Linked DNA regions of Homo sapiens: region 2 is linked to region 1. Evidence: chromatin contacts called from ENCODE Hi-C data. All regions are on one chromosome and are shown on one strand. The core of a region is the stretch at or near the end of the contact, and the rest is flanking DNA. Distances in the headings are between cores, read along the strand shown.

What was found. Hi-C counts contacts between places; a loop is a spot of excess contacts on that map.
Region 2: a map of sciatic nerve shows a loop between it and region 1 (8-fold over the local background). The contact joins the promoter of NUCB1-AS1 here to the promoter of DM1-AS in region 1. A Hi-C loop is called at or near these places in 2 of 168 maps with a recorded cell type or tissue (posterior vena cava and sciatic nerve).

Annotation. Positions count from the first base shown.
Region 1 is chr19:45,761,932-45,769,045 of GRCh38, reverse strand. It overlaps DM1-AS (DM1 locus antisense RNA), which reads right to left and starts at 1,250. Exons shown (of 2, transcript NR_147193.1): 1 at 915-1,250. SIX5 (SIX homeobox 5) reads left to right here. Exons shown (of 3, transcript NM_175875.5): 1 at 1-1,004; 2 at 1,891-2,696; 3 at 2,935-4,261. The coding sequence starts at 202. The coding sequence ends at 3,545. MEIOSIN (meiosis initiator) reads right to left here. Exons shown (of 15, transcript NM_001310124.2): 13 at 6,863-7,107; 14 at 5,619-5,708; 15 at 4,505-5,075. The coding sequence ends at 4,928. RefSeq lists silencers at 275-494, 945-1,074 and enhancers at 816-1,375, 1,440-2,075, 4,950-5,504.
Region 2 is chr19:48,914,454-48,921,567 of GRCh38, reverse strand. NUCB1-AS1 (NUCB1 antisense RNA 1) reads left to right here and starts at 2,677. Exons shown (of 2, transcript NR_046633.1): 1 at 2,677-2,864. It overlaps NUCB1 (nucleobindin 1), which reads right to left. Exons shown (of 13, transcript NM_006184.6): 8 at 2,784-2,842; 9 at 2,446-2,538; 10 at 2,282-2,374; 11 at 244-414. RefSeq lists an enhancer at 1,979-2,478.

The DNA.
Region 1 (7,114 bases), core at 1-2,500:
GGGGACGGACACACACAAGGGGACAGAGACCCGAGTGGAGAGCTGGATCTCGCCTTCCCGGCGTGGGGCGCAGGGTCGGCCAGAAAGAAGATCGAGAAGAGCGGGGAGTGGGGGCGAAAAGGGGGGACAGGTGGGGGAGGAGGCTGGGGAAAGCCCGAGGGAGGAAGAGAGGGAGGGAGGAACTTCCCAAAGTTGCAAAACATGGCTACCTTGCCTGCGGAGCCGAGCGCGGGGCCGGCGGCTGGGGGGGAGGCGGTGGCGGCGGCGGCGGCGACCGAAGAGGAGGAGGAGGAAGCGCGCCAGCTCTTGCAGACTTTGCAGGCGGCCGAGGGTGAGGCGGCGGCGGCGGCCGGGGCCGGGGCGGGCGCAGCGGCTGCGGGAGCTGAGGGCCCGGGATCCCCGGGCGTCCCCGGGTCGCCCCCCGAGGCCGCTTCCGAACCGCCCACGGGCCTCCGCTTCTCGCCCGAGCAGGTGGCGTGCGTCTGCGAGGCGCTGCTCCAGGCGGGCCACGCCGGCCGCTTGAGCCGCTTCCTGGGCGCACTGCCCCCGGCCGAGCGCCTACGTGGCAGCGACCCGGTGTTGCGCGCGCGGGCCCTGGTGGCCTTCCAGCGGGGCGAGTACGCCGAGCTCTACCGGCTACTCGAGAGCCGCCCCTTCCCCGCCGCCCACCACGCCTTCCTGCAGGACCTCTACCTGCGCGCGCGCTACCATGAGGCCGAGCGGGCCCGCGGCCGCGCGCTTGGCGCAGTGGACAAGTATCGACTGCGCAAGAAGTTCCCGCTGCCCAAGACCATCTGGGACGGCGAGGAGACAGTCTACTGCTTCAAGGAGCGCTCCCGCGCAGCGCTCAAGGCCTGCTACCGCGGCAACCGCTACCCCACGCCGGACGAGAAGCGCCGCCTGGCCACACTCACCGGCCTGTCGCTCACGCAGGTCAGCAACTGGTTCAAGAACCGGCGACAGCGCGACCGGACCGGGGCCGGAGGCGGCGCGCCCTGCAAGAGGTGAGGGGCCTCGGGCGGCGCAAGTCCAGCTCTCCCGGGGACATCCCGTCCACCAGCCCTCTTCCCCCGTGCCCACTGCTGGGGCCGGCGCGCCGAGGTCCTCGGACATCTCCCGGGACCAGCTCACAATCTCAGGCGCCCGCGGGGCGCGGGGACTAAGTGTGGACGGGACAGGCACCCGCCCGGGCCCTCTCCCCGCACGCGTCTCCTCTTCCAGCGGCTCCATTCCGAGCTCCTTCCCAAATCCCATCGGTGTTGGGGAATCACACTGCGGGGGGCACTAGAGGGACTGAGGAAAAAGGACAGGGCCTGTGGCCACTCCACTCCGCGTAGGGGCTGCCTCCCAGCCCCCTTTCTTCACTGACCGTTACTCTTACCCACCCGCCCCCACACTCCCTCCGGGCCCGGACGGCGTGGTCCGTCTTCTGCCTTTGTTGTGAAACGTGAACCTTTCCCAGCTCCGGTTTCCCTGTAACCCAAACCCTTCTCCTCCCACCCTGAGCGCCGGCCTCTCCCTTCTCTGACGCCCCGCGGGGAGGGCACCGGGAACTGGGCTGGCGGCTGCTGCTCCCTCTCTCCAGGCCACTCGCCCGCTTTCCGCCCAACCAAGGAACTTTTAGGGCAACCTGGGAGCTCAGCCTCTGGGGACCCGAGGCCGAGGTGGGGGAGAGCAAGGGCCTCTTCCCTCCCCAGCGCTTCTCTGCAGTGGTGTCCACGCAGGGCTTGCAAAAGGCCCTGGAGTTTGGAGTGGTCTCAGAGAGGCGTCATAACCCCTGGAATGATCCACCGAAACTTGGGCCAGGGAAAGGTGGGGGAGCAGCTGGCTGGCTATGCGGGAGGCCCCACAGGCTAAGGGACCCCAGCTGACAGCCATTTCTCCGGCCAGCGAGTCTGATGGGAATCCCACGACTGAGGACGAGTCCAGCCGAAGTCCTGAGGACCTGGAGAGAGGGGCGGCCCCAGTGTCCGCCGAGGCCGCTGCCCAGGGCTCCATATTCCTGGCAGGGACCGGCCCTCCCGCGCCTTGCCCGGCTTCCTCCTCCATCCTGGTGAACGGGAGCTTCCTGGCAGCCAGCGGCTCCCCAGCAGTGCTCCTCAACGGGGGCCCCGTCATCATCAACGGCCTGGCCCTGGGCGAGGCCTCCAGCCTGGGCCCGCTGCTGCTCACTGGGGGCGGGGGTGCCCCTCCACCGCAGCCCAGCCCTCAGGGGGCCAGCGAGACCAAGACCTCTCTGGTCCTGGACCCTCAGACAGGGGAGGTGCGGCTGGAGGAGGCTCAGTCGGAGGCCCCTGAGACCAAAGGGGCCCAGGTGGCTGCTCCGGGACCAGCCCTTGGAGAGGAGGTCCTGGGGCCCCTGGCCCAAGTGGTGCCTGGCCCCCCGACGGCTGCCACCTTTCCTCTGCCCCCGGGGCCAGTGCCTGCTGTGGCTGCCCCACAAGTGGTACCGCTCTCCCCACCCCCGGGGTATCCCACGGGCCTGAGCCCCACCTCCCCACTATTGAACCTGCCCCAGGTAGTACCCACCTCACAGGTGGTGACCCTGCCCCAGGCTGTGGGGCCCCTGCAGCTGTTGGCAGCCGGGCCAGGCAGCCCTGTGAAGGTGGCAGCTGCAGCAGGCCCTGCCAATGTGCACCTCATCAACTCCGGGGTGGGCGTGACTGCCCTGCAGCTGCCTTCGGCCACTGCCCCAGGTACCCCCATCTCCCTCCCTCAGGCCTAGGTGAGAGCCGGGGAGGGGTGCAGTCATCTCGGAGAGGGAGGGGCTGTCCCTGGGCTCCTGGAGGGCATCTCATCCCTGGCAAGTCCCAGTGCCCCAAGGCCCACCACAAGGCTCCCTCCGCCCGCCCTCCAGCTGCACAGTCTCCACTTCTCTCTGGCTTGGCCTGCTCTCCTGGCTCTCACCTGCGCTCGGTCCCTCTCTCCCCACAGGAAACTTCCTCCTGGCCAACCCTGTGTCTGGCAGCCCCATCGTGACGGGTGTGGCCCTGCAGCAGGGCAAGATCATCCTCACCGCCACCTTCCCCACCAGCATGCTCGTCTCCCAGGTCCTGCCGCCAGCCCCCGGCCTGGCCCTGCCACTGAAGCCAGAGACGGCCATCTCCGTGCCTGAGGGAGGCCTCCCGGTGGCCCCCAGCCCTGCTCTCCCAGAGGCTCACGCCCTAGGCACCCTTTCTGCACAGCAGCCACCCCCCGCCGCTGCCACCACCTCCAGCACCAGCCTGCCCTTCTCCCCTGACTCCCCTGGCCTCCTGCCCAACTTCCCGGCGCCCCCACCAGAGGGGCTGATGTTGTCACCCGCGGCCGTGCCTGTCTGGTCAGCAGGGCTGGAACTAAGCGCAGGAACAGAGGGGCTGCTGGAAGCGGAAAAGGGGCTGGGGACACAGGCCCCCCACACCGTGCTGAGGCTGCCAGACCCCGACCCTGAGGGGCTGCTCCTGGGGGCCACCGCAGGGGGTGAGGTTGACGAGGGGTTGGAAGCTGAGGCCAAGGTTCTGACCCAGCTCCAGTCGGTGCCTGTGGAGGAGCCCTTGGAACTGTGACCCAGTGTGGCCCCGTGGCCTCTCCCGACATTGGTGCTGAAGACGCAGGGACAGGAATGGGAGGGGGGAGCCCCAGAAATGCGGTTGCTGAAGACCCCAGTCACCACATCCTTCTGCCTGGGTGGCCTCTCCAAGCCCTGGTGGTGCTGGGGGTTGTATCCCCGGCCACCTCCTGTCCAGGTCTCCATCCCCCTTTGGATGGGAGGCCTCTCTGTTACAGCCCTCCCCATGCTGTGCCCTGCCATATACGTGGGGGACTCAGGGTCCTGACTCAGGGGCCCTGCCCCCTCCACTTGGTACTAGCTGTAAGCGGAACACCCTGCCCCAGGGCCGGACTTCCAGCCCCCAGAGCCCTCTCCCTGTCACTCCCTGAAACACTATTAATAGCTCTGCCGATAGCTGGTGTTGTCACAACTGCCTGGAATCCGAAGGTGGAGGACAGGCAGCCCCGCGCCCCTGAGACTGGAGACCCTCCCCAGTGTGGCATTTCCTGCCAGGGGCGGGGGGTGGGGCAGCTGTGGGGAGACGGGGGTCTTCCTTCACCAGCTCCCCTCGACTCAAGCCCTTGTCCTCATTATCCGGCCCAGACCAAAGATTCCCTCATCCCTGGGGGCAGCCCTGCCGCTGTGTCTCCTTTGTATCCTAAATCTTTATTTTTCTAGGACATGTTATGCCTCCATTTTCAATTAAAATAAAGTTATCGGATTACACCACCACCAGGGGTCTGGGGTGCCTTCCAGTGTCTGTCCAAAGCAGCGCTGAACACAGAGCCCACCTCGAGACCTGGCCTTCCCATTGCTGCCTCCCGAGGGGAAGAGGGGTTTGCATTCAGATGCACAGAGTGGCTGGGGAGGGGGTGGCACTGAGGCCTCTTGCAAGCCACAGGCCTCCAGATGAGGGTGGACGGAGCACCCCAGTGGGGCAGCAGGGGGACGCAGGAGGGCCTGCCCTTGTCTCTCTTGCTGGTAACAAAGGTTCCACTTGCTTTATTTTATTTAAAACAATAAATAGTCTAAAAATAGAACAGGAGAGGGAGGAGTAGGGTGAGGTGAGCATGAACAGGGTTGCAACCGAGTGGCTCTGGGGTGGGGAAGGGAAGGGGAGAGGGGTGGGTAAACTTCACCTTCCGACACCCCGCATTTCATTTTGGGTTTCCTTCCTAAGCCTGGGGGAGAATCAAGGCAGCTGTGGGTGACTCTGGTGCTCCAGGCAAATGTGCCCAGCGGTTGGGGCTAATCAGTGCCCCCCTCCCCAGTCCCATGGGACCTGCATTCTCAGGGGCTGGAGGCCCAGGAGGGACAAGTTCATCGATGGGTCCTGGCTTCCAGCAAGAGCCGCGGTTGCCATGAGGGGTGAGGGGAGCGAGGCGAGGGGCCGCCCTCTCACTGGAGGTGCGGGGGCAGCGGCAAGGCCTTCTCGGCCAGCAGCTGGTAGAAGGGCTTTGGCGTCTCCCAGTCCTCAGCCTCGCTGCTGGAGCCGTCCTGCTTCACGATGCGGTTGTGCTGGCGGCTGAACCTGCGAGCCTTGGTGCTGGGGAGACGGTGGCAGGATGGCCTGGCTTCCTCACTCGCCTCCCGGGCATCCCTGTACCACTCCCAATCCTGTGTCCCCGCAGGGGCCTGGGCCACCGTTTTAGCCTCTATTGGGCGAGCCTTGGGTCCACCAAGTCCCAGTCAGTAAGATGGGACTCGGCCAAGGGCTCTGGGATGTGTTCAAAGTCAGGAGCCAGGGCAGGTGGCAGCTCCTTGAAGGTGGAGGGGACAGGATTCGGGGGAGTCGAGGTGGCCAAGCGACAGGAAAATCAGACCACGCCCCGAGAAAGTCGTGTGGCAGAGACAGCAAAAGAATTGAGGCAGGGGTCCATGTCTGGGCTCAGCTGTTCCCCAGCTTAGCTGTGGTGGGGTACCCCTACACCTGTGTCACCCCCAAGGGTTTCATAAGAAGGGGCAACACGCAAATTCCTCGGCCCAGTCTCCCATGCCATGACACCCAAGGCTCCAGAGACAGAGCAGGGTTCCGGGGTAGGGAGGCTCTTCCACCCCCCACCCACACCTCGGGGCCGGAGCCTCTCACCAGTATGGCCTCCGCTCCTGCTGGGTCATCACCCGCCACAGCTGGGCCAGCTCCTTGGTGGCAGCTGTGGAAGCGGTTCCAGGGCAGGATCTGGGACAGGAAGGAGGAGGAGGTAAGGAGAGGTCTGCAGGACACCCTGACTGAGAACTCAGACCCTTCCTAGCCTTGTGGGTCTACAAGGCCTCCAAGACCACCCTCTGGAGCTGAGGAGGCAGAGGGAGCTGGACTCAGCGGCTGTTCACAAGGGGGCACCTGGTGTCCCAGGAGAGTGCAGGGGACCTGTGGGCACCGCTCCTGGCCCCCACATCTGGATCTTCCTGTAAAGGAACTAGCTGTTTTCCACTGTGGCTTGGGGGGGGCCTCCCCATCCCCTGGCTCCAGGCCTGGCAGTGACTGGTTCAGGGTTGGCACCGGATCTACCAAAGTCAGTCCCAAGGACTTTGCTTAAAACCTTAGAGACCTCTCCTCCTCCCGGGGTCGCTTGGGTGGGGGACAGGACCCGAGCCTGTGCCTCCTGGGGTGACCCCACCTGCCAGAGAATGAAGCCAGCCCGGAAGACAGAGGAACTGGGTGAAAAGGACAAAGATTCCAGACAGCCTGTGTGAGCCCTAAAACCAGCTATGTCTCAAGGCAGTCTATACCCGCCCTTGTTTTCTAGGTTATATAAGCCAATTCATTTTCTTTTCTTGCTGGGCCTGATGGCTCACACCTGTAATCCCAGCAATTTGAGAGGCCGAGGCAGGCAGATCACTTGAGGTGAGGCATTCGAGACCAGCCTGGCCAACATGGTGAAACCCTGTCTCTACTAAAAATACAAAAATTAGCTGATGGCGCGCCTGTTATCCCAGCTACTCAGGAGGCTGAGGCAGGAGAATCTGAGAGGCAGAGGTTGCAGTGATTTGAGCCCGGGAGGCAGACATTGCAGTGAGCTGTGATTGTGCCACTGCACTACAGCCTGGGCAATAGAGTGAGACTCTGTCTCAAAAAACAAAACAAAACAAAAAAAACTCCTTTTTTTCTGAAGTCTAAAGCCTGAATTGGGTTTCAGCGCTGACAATGGATGGACCCTGTCCAATACAATGGGGCCGGGTTCAGTTCTGGGGAAGAACTGTGGTCCACGAAGGGTTTGTGGGGTCTCGGAGGGGGAAAAAGTGTCAGACAGTTGTGAGGAGCGGCATGGCCAGGCTGCGGGCAGAGAACGAAGCCAGGGCCTTCCCCAGGGCCAAAGACGACCCCCTACCCACCGGATGTACTGCTTCCGGTTCATCCTGCAGAACATGATGAAGCCGTTGACACACTTCTTCTTCATCTGGGGTGGGCAGGGGCCTTTCTTCTTCTCCTTGGGCTTCACAGGGGCCCTGGCTACTTGGCCCTTCGTGGCCTTTTTCTCAGCTGCCAGCAGGGGTGAGGCCAGCCGGGTGGGGGTCCATGTGGTGTCTTCGTCCTCTTCGCTGGAGCCCGGCGTGCCCACAGGGTTGGCCTGCATATCCTGGGGG
Region 2 (7,114 bases), core at 1,428-3,927, 3.2 Mb before region 1:
TCTCCCCCTCCTGGGCCTTTCCCTCCTCACTTACAGCCTTAATGCCCTTATCTCACATGGCAGCCACAGAGCCGTCAGAGACGGGAAAACGTCTGCCCTTACTCAAGATGGCGGTGAATACTTGAGGCTCCCCCAGTGATTAACATGGTGGCCACAGGCCTTCCCAGCTTCTGGACACCCATGGGGACACGGACACGGGCAGCCAGAGATTCAGTGGATGGAAGCAGCTTCCCCCGCTGTCACCTGCTGCAGCTCTCTCTTCTGGGCCTCCAGGCGGCCCTGGGACCGCCCTAGAGCCTCTGTCTCCTGGCTGAGGCGCTGGGCCTTGGCATTCAGCTCTGCCTCCCGGGCAGCCAGCTCCTCTTCAAAGCGCCTCAGCTCTTCCTCGGTGTAGGCAGGGTGCATCTCCACTGTCTGCAGGGCAGGCACAGGGGCCATCAGGGGCACAGGTCCAACCTCGGCCCACCCATGTTGGAGAGGGTTGTGCCAATGGGGGAGGTGTAGAGGAGGCTGGGAGGCCAGGGCCATGTGGGTGGGCAAAGAAGCCCAAGTGGGAGGTGGGAGTGGGATAAAGACCGAGAGACAAGGCCGGGCACCATGGCTCCCACCTGTAATCCCAGGACTTTGGGAGGCGAAAGTGGGAAGGATCACTTGACGCCAGGAGTTCAAGGTCAGCCTGGGCAACGGAGCGAGACCCTGTCTCTACAGAAAATTGGCTGGGCATCTTGAAAAATATATAGAAATAGGCCAGGCACCATGGCTCACACCTGTAATCCCAGCACTTTCGGAGGCCGAGGTGGGTGGCTCACCTGAGGTCAGTAGTTTGAGATGAGCCTGACCAACATGGAGAAACCCCGTCTCTACTAAAAATACAAAATGAGCAGGGCATGGTGGTACATGCATATAATCCCAGCTACTCAGGAGGCTGAGGCAGGAGAATTGCTTGAACCTGGGAGGTGGAGGTTGCAATGAGCTGAGAATGCACCATTGCACTACAGCCTGGGCAACAAGAGCAAAACTCTGTATTGAAAAATAAACAAACAAATAAATAAATAAATAAAACAGAGACCTAGATTAGCTGGGCATGGTGGTATGTGCCTGTAGTCCCAGTTACTCAGGAGGCTAAGGAAGGAGGATCACCTGAGCCCAGGAATTCAAGGCTGCAGTGAACTATGATTACACCACTGCACTCCAGCCTGGGTGACAGGAGACCCTGTCTCAAAAAATATTAATAAATAAATAAAAGAATGAGCTAGATTAGCTAGGCATGCTGGCATGTGCCTGTAGTCCCAGCTAATAGGGAGGCTCAGGCAGGAGGATCACTTGAGGACAGGAGTTTGAGGCTGCAGTGGGCCATGATAACACCCCTGCACTCCAGCCTGGGTAATCCCAGCACTTTGGGAGGCTGAGAAGGGTGGATAGCTTGAGTCCAGGAGTTTCAGAGCAGCCTGGCCAACATGCAAAACCCTGTCTCTACCAAAAAATACAAAAATTAGCTAGGTGTGGTGCGGTGGTGCATGCCTGTAATCCCACCACTTAGGGAGGCCAGGTCAGGTGGATCGCTTGAGTCCAGCAGTTCTAGAGCAGCCTGGCCGATATGGCAAAACCCCATCTCTACAAAAAATACAAAAATTAGCCAGGCATGGTGGCTCACGCCTGTAATCCCAGCTACTCATGAGGCTGAGATGGGAGGATCGCTTGAATCCAAGAGGCGGAGGTTGCAGTGAGCCGAGATCCCACCACTGGGCTCCAGCCTACGCGACAGAGCAAGACCCTGTTTCAGAAAAAAAAAAAAAAAAAAAAAAATCACACCTCTAATCCCAGCACTTTGGGAGGCCAAGGTGGGTGGATAACCTGAGGTCAGGAGTTTGAGACCAGCCTGGCCAACATGGTGAAATCCTGCCTCTACTAAAAATACAAAAATCAGCTGGGTGTGGTGGCACGCACCTATAATCCCAGCTACTCAAGAGGATGAGCCAGGAGAATTGCTTGAACCTGGGAGGTGGAGGCTGCAGTGAGCCGAGATCGTGCCACTGCACTGCAGCCTGGGCGATGGAGTGAGACTCCGTCTCAGAATAAATAAATAAATAAATAAATAAATAAATAAATAAATAAGAGTCCTAGAGACAGGGGAAAACAGAGACCCAGAGATAGAGATGCAGTGACCCAGGAGAATGGACGGGGACCCAGAGAGAAAGAGAAGGGGCCTAAGATTCTGAAAGAAAGGTCATGGCTAGAAGAGAGAGAGGTTCAGGACCCCGAGTATCCCCCATGTTCTCACCTCCCAGCCCTCCCCGGTGTCCCCAAACTCCTTCCTCTGAGTGGATGCGAGGAACTCCTCCAGGGTCACGAGGCGGTCCTGGTTGGTGTCCACCTGGGGAGCCAGATAAGGGTGAGTGACAGAGCTGGGGGCCCGTCCTCTCCCCCGCCTGGCCCCCACCTCACATTCTTCATCACATGCTCCCGCATGCGCAGTCGCTCCTCCTCCATCTCCCGCATGTCGTCCTCCTCATTCTTTGGGTCGTACACTTTCTCCAGCTGCAGGAGCAAGCGAGAGGCAGACAGCATTGAGAGGTCCCCAGCGAGCTCATTCCCGACAACTTCAACTCCCAGCAGTCCTTTGGGCACGCTACCACTCCTGGGAGCCGTTTTTGCCCCAGGGGCTGATGGGAGTTGTAGTTTTCACTGAGCTCCCATCCAGGGGGATTTAAGGGGACTGCAGGAGGAAACAAGTGGCTGATTTGGGCGTCCCTCCAGGTGCCCGAGGCTTCCAAGATGCTCACCTCCTTGGTGAAGAGTGCCTCCAGCTCCTGCTCATCCAGGACACCATCACTGTTGATATCTGAAGGGAAGAGGATAGCAAGGTATCTCAGGGGACCGAGGACGGGATGTGTAAGGTCCCTGGTGAAGAAATTTTGGGCTGATGTGGGGTCTGTTATCAGAGGACAGGTAACTACGGGTCTCCCGCGGTGGAACGGTGGCCCCCAGGCTTTAGTACCCCACTAGACCCGTTGCTAGGGCCACTGCCTAGCGACCAGGGGGTTGAGAATGGAATAGATCAAAGGGAGGGTTCGAGGAAACATGCTTGGGTCACTGTCATGCAGGATTCTCTGGCCCTGGCATTCAGTGCTCTGGACACAGAGTCAGCTCCAGGGTTATCAGGGACCTCTGCCTCCCAGACAACCAGGCCAGTGCCGACTCCAGTTGTGAGGGGAGCCTCTCCTACCAACGTAGACCCCACAGCTGCAGGGCTTCAGGCTCGGTCAGCCACACTTCCTGTCCTCACCACCGGCCCTCCTTCCTCGGCTCCCTCAGACAAGCACAACCTTCCTCCTGAGGAGGAGGCCAGGAACCCTCATCTTGCAAATCCAGTGGTTAATTTCCACCTGCATCTGACTTGACTTTCTGCCCTTGGCTTCCAGAACATGATTCTGTCCTCTCTGGCTGCCCCTCCACCTCCTTTGACGGCTCCATCCTCTTCCTGACCTCCACATGCTAGTGTGGCCCAGGGCTCAGGCCTGGGGGTCTCTTCTCTGCCTAAACTCTGGATCTGCGCTGTCCAGTACAGTAGCCGCTAGCCACATGGGCTGTTTAAATGTAAATTGATTAAGATTAAAGAAAATGTAGGGGCCAAATTTAGGGGCTCATGCCTGTAATCCCAGTACTTTGGAAGGCTAAGGCAAGATCATTTGAGCACATTAAGTTCGAGACCAGCTTAGAAAAGATGGCTAGACCCCGTCTCTACAAAAAAAAAAAAAAAAGTAAAAAATTGGGCCGGGTGCGGTGGCTCACGCCTGTAATCCCAGCACTTTGGGAGGCCGAGGCAGGAGGATCACCTGAAGTCAGGAGTTCAAGACCAGCCTGGCCAGCATAGTAAAACCCCGTCTCTACAAAAATACAAAAATTAGCCAGGCATAATGCCAAGTGCCTGTAACCCCAGCTACTCAGGAGGCTGAGGCAGGAGAATAGCTTGAACCTGGGAGGCGGGGGTTGCAGTGTGCCAAGATCATGCCATTGCACTCCAGCCTGGGCAACAGAGCAAGACTCTGCCTCAAAAAGAAAAAAAAAATTTAAAAATTGGCTGGGCATGGTGGTGTGCACCTATGATCCCAGCTACTCTAAGGGTTGAGGTGGAAGAATCACTTGAGCCCAGGAGGTCTGGGTTGCAGTGAGCCATGATCACGCCACTGCACTCCAGCCTGGGTGACAAAGGGAAGCCCCATCTCTAAAAATAAAAAAAATGAAAAATAAAAAAAGGTATAGGGAGTTGCTCTGAACCTATTCTGGTCTGTAGGGACTGCCTGATTAAAAAGATTAAATAAGGTTTTTATTTTTTTATTTTTTAGAGACAGGGTCTCACTCTGTCACCCAGGCTGGAGTGCAATGGTGTGATCGTAGCTCACTGAAGCCTTGAACTCCTCGGCTCAAGTGATCCTCCCACCTCAGCCTCCCAAGTAGCTGGGACTACAGATGCACGCCACCACACCCAGCTAATTTTTGTATTTGTTTTCATAGAGATGGGGTTTTGCCATGTTGCCCAGGCTGGTCTTGAACTCCTGGTCTCAAGGGATCCAGCCGCCTTGGCTTCGCAAAGTGCTGGGATTATAGGGGTAAGCCACTGCGCCGGGCCTATTTATTTGTTTATTTATTTTTGAGACAGAGTCTCGCTCTGTTGCCAGGCTGGAGTGCAGTGGCATGATCTCAGCTCACTGCAACCTCCACCTCCAGGGTTTAAGTGATTCTCCTGCCTCAGCCTCCTGAGTAGCTGGGACTGCAGGTGCGTGCCACCATGCCCAGATAATTTTTGTATTTTTAGTAGAGACGGGGTTTCACTATGTTGGCCAGGATGGTCTCGATCTCTTGAGCTCCTGATCTGCCTGCCTTGGCCTCCGAAAGTGCTGGGACTACAGGCGTGAGCCACTGAGCCCAGCCTATTTTCTATTTTTTAGAGACAGGGTTTCACTCTGTTGCCCAGGCTGGAGGGCACTGGTATGATCATAGCTCACTGCAGCCTTGAATTCCTGGACTCAAGTGATCCTCCCACCTCTGCCTCCCAAGGAGCTGGGACTACAGATGCACGCCACCACACCCAGCTAATTTTTGTATTTTATTTGTAGAGATGGGTTTGTGCCATGTTGCCCAGGCTGGCCTTGAACTCCTGGACTCAAGGGATCCACCCACCTCGGCCTCCCAAAGTGCTGGGATTACAGGCGTGAGCCACCGCATCCAGCCCAAATGTCCTCTCTAGAGCTGTGCTGGGACTCCAGTACAGCAGCCACTAGCCACATGGGGCAATTGAAATAGAAATTAATATCCAGTAGAATGAAAACTTCAGTTCCTCACCATTATGCTAAGTGAAATAAGCCAAACACACACACACACACACACACACACACGACAAATACCAAAAGATTCTACTTGCATGAAGTACCTAAAATAGTCAAAATCATAGAGACAGAAAATAGAATGGTGGTTGCTAGAGAGCAGGGGAAAGAAGGGGAGGGCGAGTGGTTTAATGGATACGGTTTCGGTTGTGCGAGATGAAGAGCTCTCAGAATTGGTTGCATGACAGTGTAAATATACTTAATACTATTGAACTGTACAATTAAACATCTTTAAAGCTGGGCGCAGTGGCACACACCTGCAGTCTCAGCTACTCAGGTGACTGAGGCAGGAGGATTGTTTGAGGCCTGGAGTTTGACTCCAGCCTGGGCAACATAGCAAGATCCTGTCTCAAAAAAAAAACAAAACAAAACACGGGGGGTGGTGCCCGGTGGGATGGCTCATGCTTGTAACCCCAGCACTTCGGGAGGCCAAGATAGGTGGATCGCTTGAGCAAAGGAGTTTGAGACCAGCCTGGGCAACATGGTAAAACCTTGCCTTTACTAAAAATTAAAAAAATTAGCCAGGCATAGTGGTACGTGCCTGTGGTCCCAGATACTTGGGAGGCTGAGGGGGAGGATCACTTGAACCTGGGTGGTCAAGGCTGCGAGGTAGTACACGTCACTACCTGAGACCCCATTACAGAATCTTCTAATTCTTTTTTACTTTCTATTGCTTTTTGAGACAGAGTCTCACTCTGTTGCCCAGGCTGGAGTGCAGTGGTGTGATCTCAGCTCATTGCAACCCCCGCCTTCCGCCTCCCGGGTTCAAGCGATTCTCCTACCTCAGCCTCCTGAGTAGCTGGGACTATAGGTGAGCACTACCATGCCTGGCTAATTTTTGTTTTGTTTTTTAATTTTTGTATTTTTAGTAGAGACTGGGTTTTGCCATGTTGGCCAGGCTGGTCTCCAACTCCTGGCCTCAAGGGACCCACCCGCCTAGGCCTCCCAAAGTGTTGGGATTACAGGCGTGAGCCACCACACCCGGCCTAGAACCTTCGTTGATTCTGAGATGCACTTTTGTGTTCTTCTATTTTATCACCCCTGAAATAGGGATGTATCTTTATTTATTTAACTTTTAATTTTTATTTTTTTCTTTGTTTTTTTGAGATGGAGTGTTGCTCTGTCACCCAGGCTGCAGTGCAATGGCACGATCTTGGCTCACTGCAAACTCTGCCTCCCGGGTTCAAGTGATTCTCCCACCTCAGCCTCCTGAGTAGCTGGGATTACAGGCACTCACGATCATGCCCAGCTAATTTTGGTATTTTTGTGGAGATGGGGTTTCACCATGTTGGCCAGGCTGGTCTTGAACTCCTGACCTCAGGTGATCCTCCCACCTCAACCTCCCAAAATGCTGGGATTATAGGCGTGAGCCACCACGCCTGGTCTATTTTTTTTTTTTAAATAGAGACAGGGTCTCACTTTGTTGTCCAGGCTGGTCTTAAATTCCTGGGCTCAAGCCATCTTCCACCTTGGCCTACCAAAGTGCTGGGATTACAGACATGAGCCACTACACCCAGCCCAGGACGCATCTTGTTTTCAATGGTACGTTAATTTAATTGGCAGCTTACGTAAAATGCTAGCACCTCTCATACTGTACAGTCTCGTGGAGTTACTAAAGTATGGTATGATCTGTGTGCCTGATCACTGGCTCTGAGGGGGAGGTACTTTGTTTTGTTTACAGTTGTATCCACGGGGTCTTGACAAAGCTTGGTCCTTAGAGGGAACTTAGG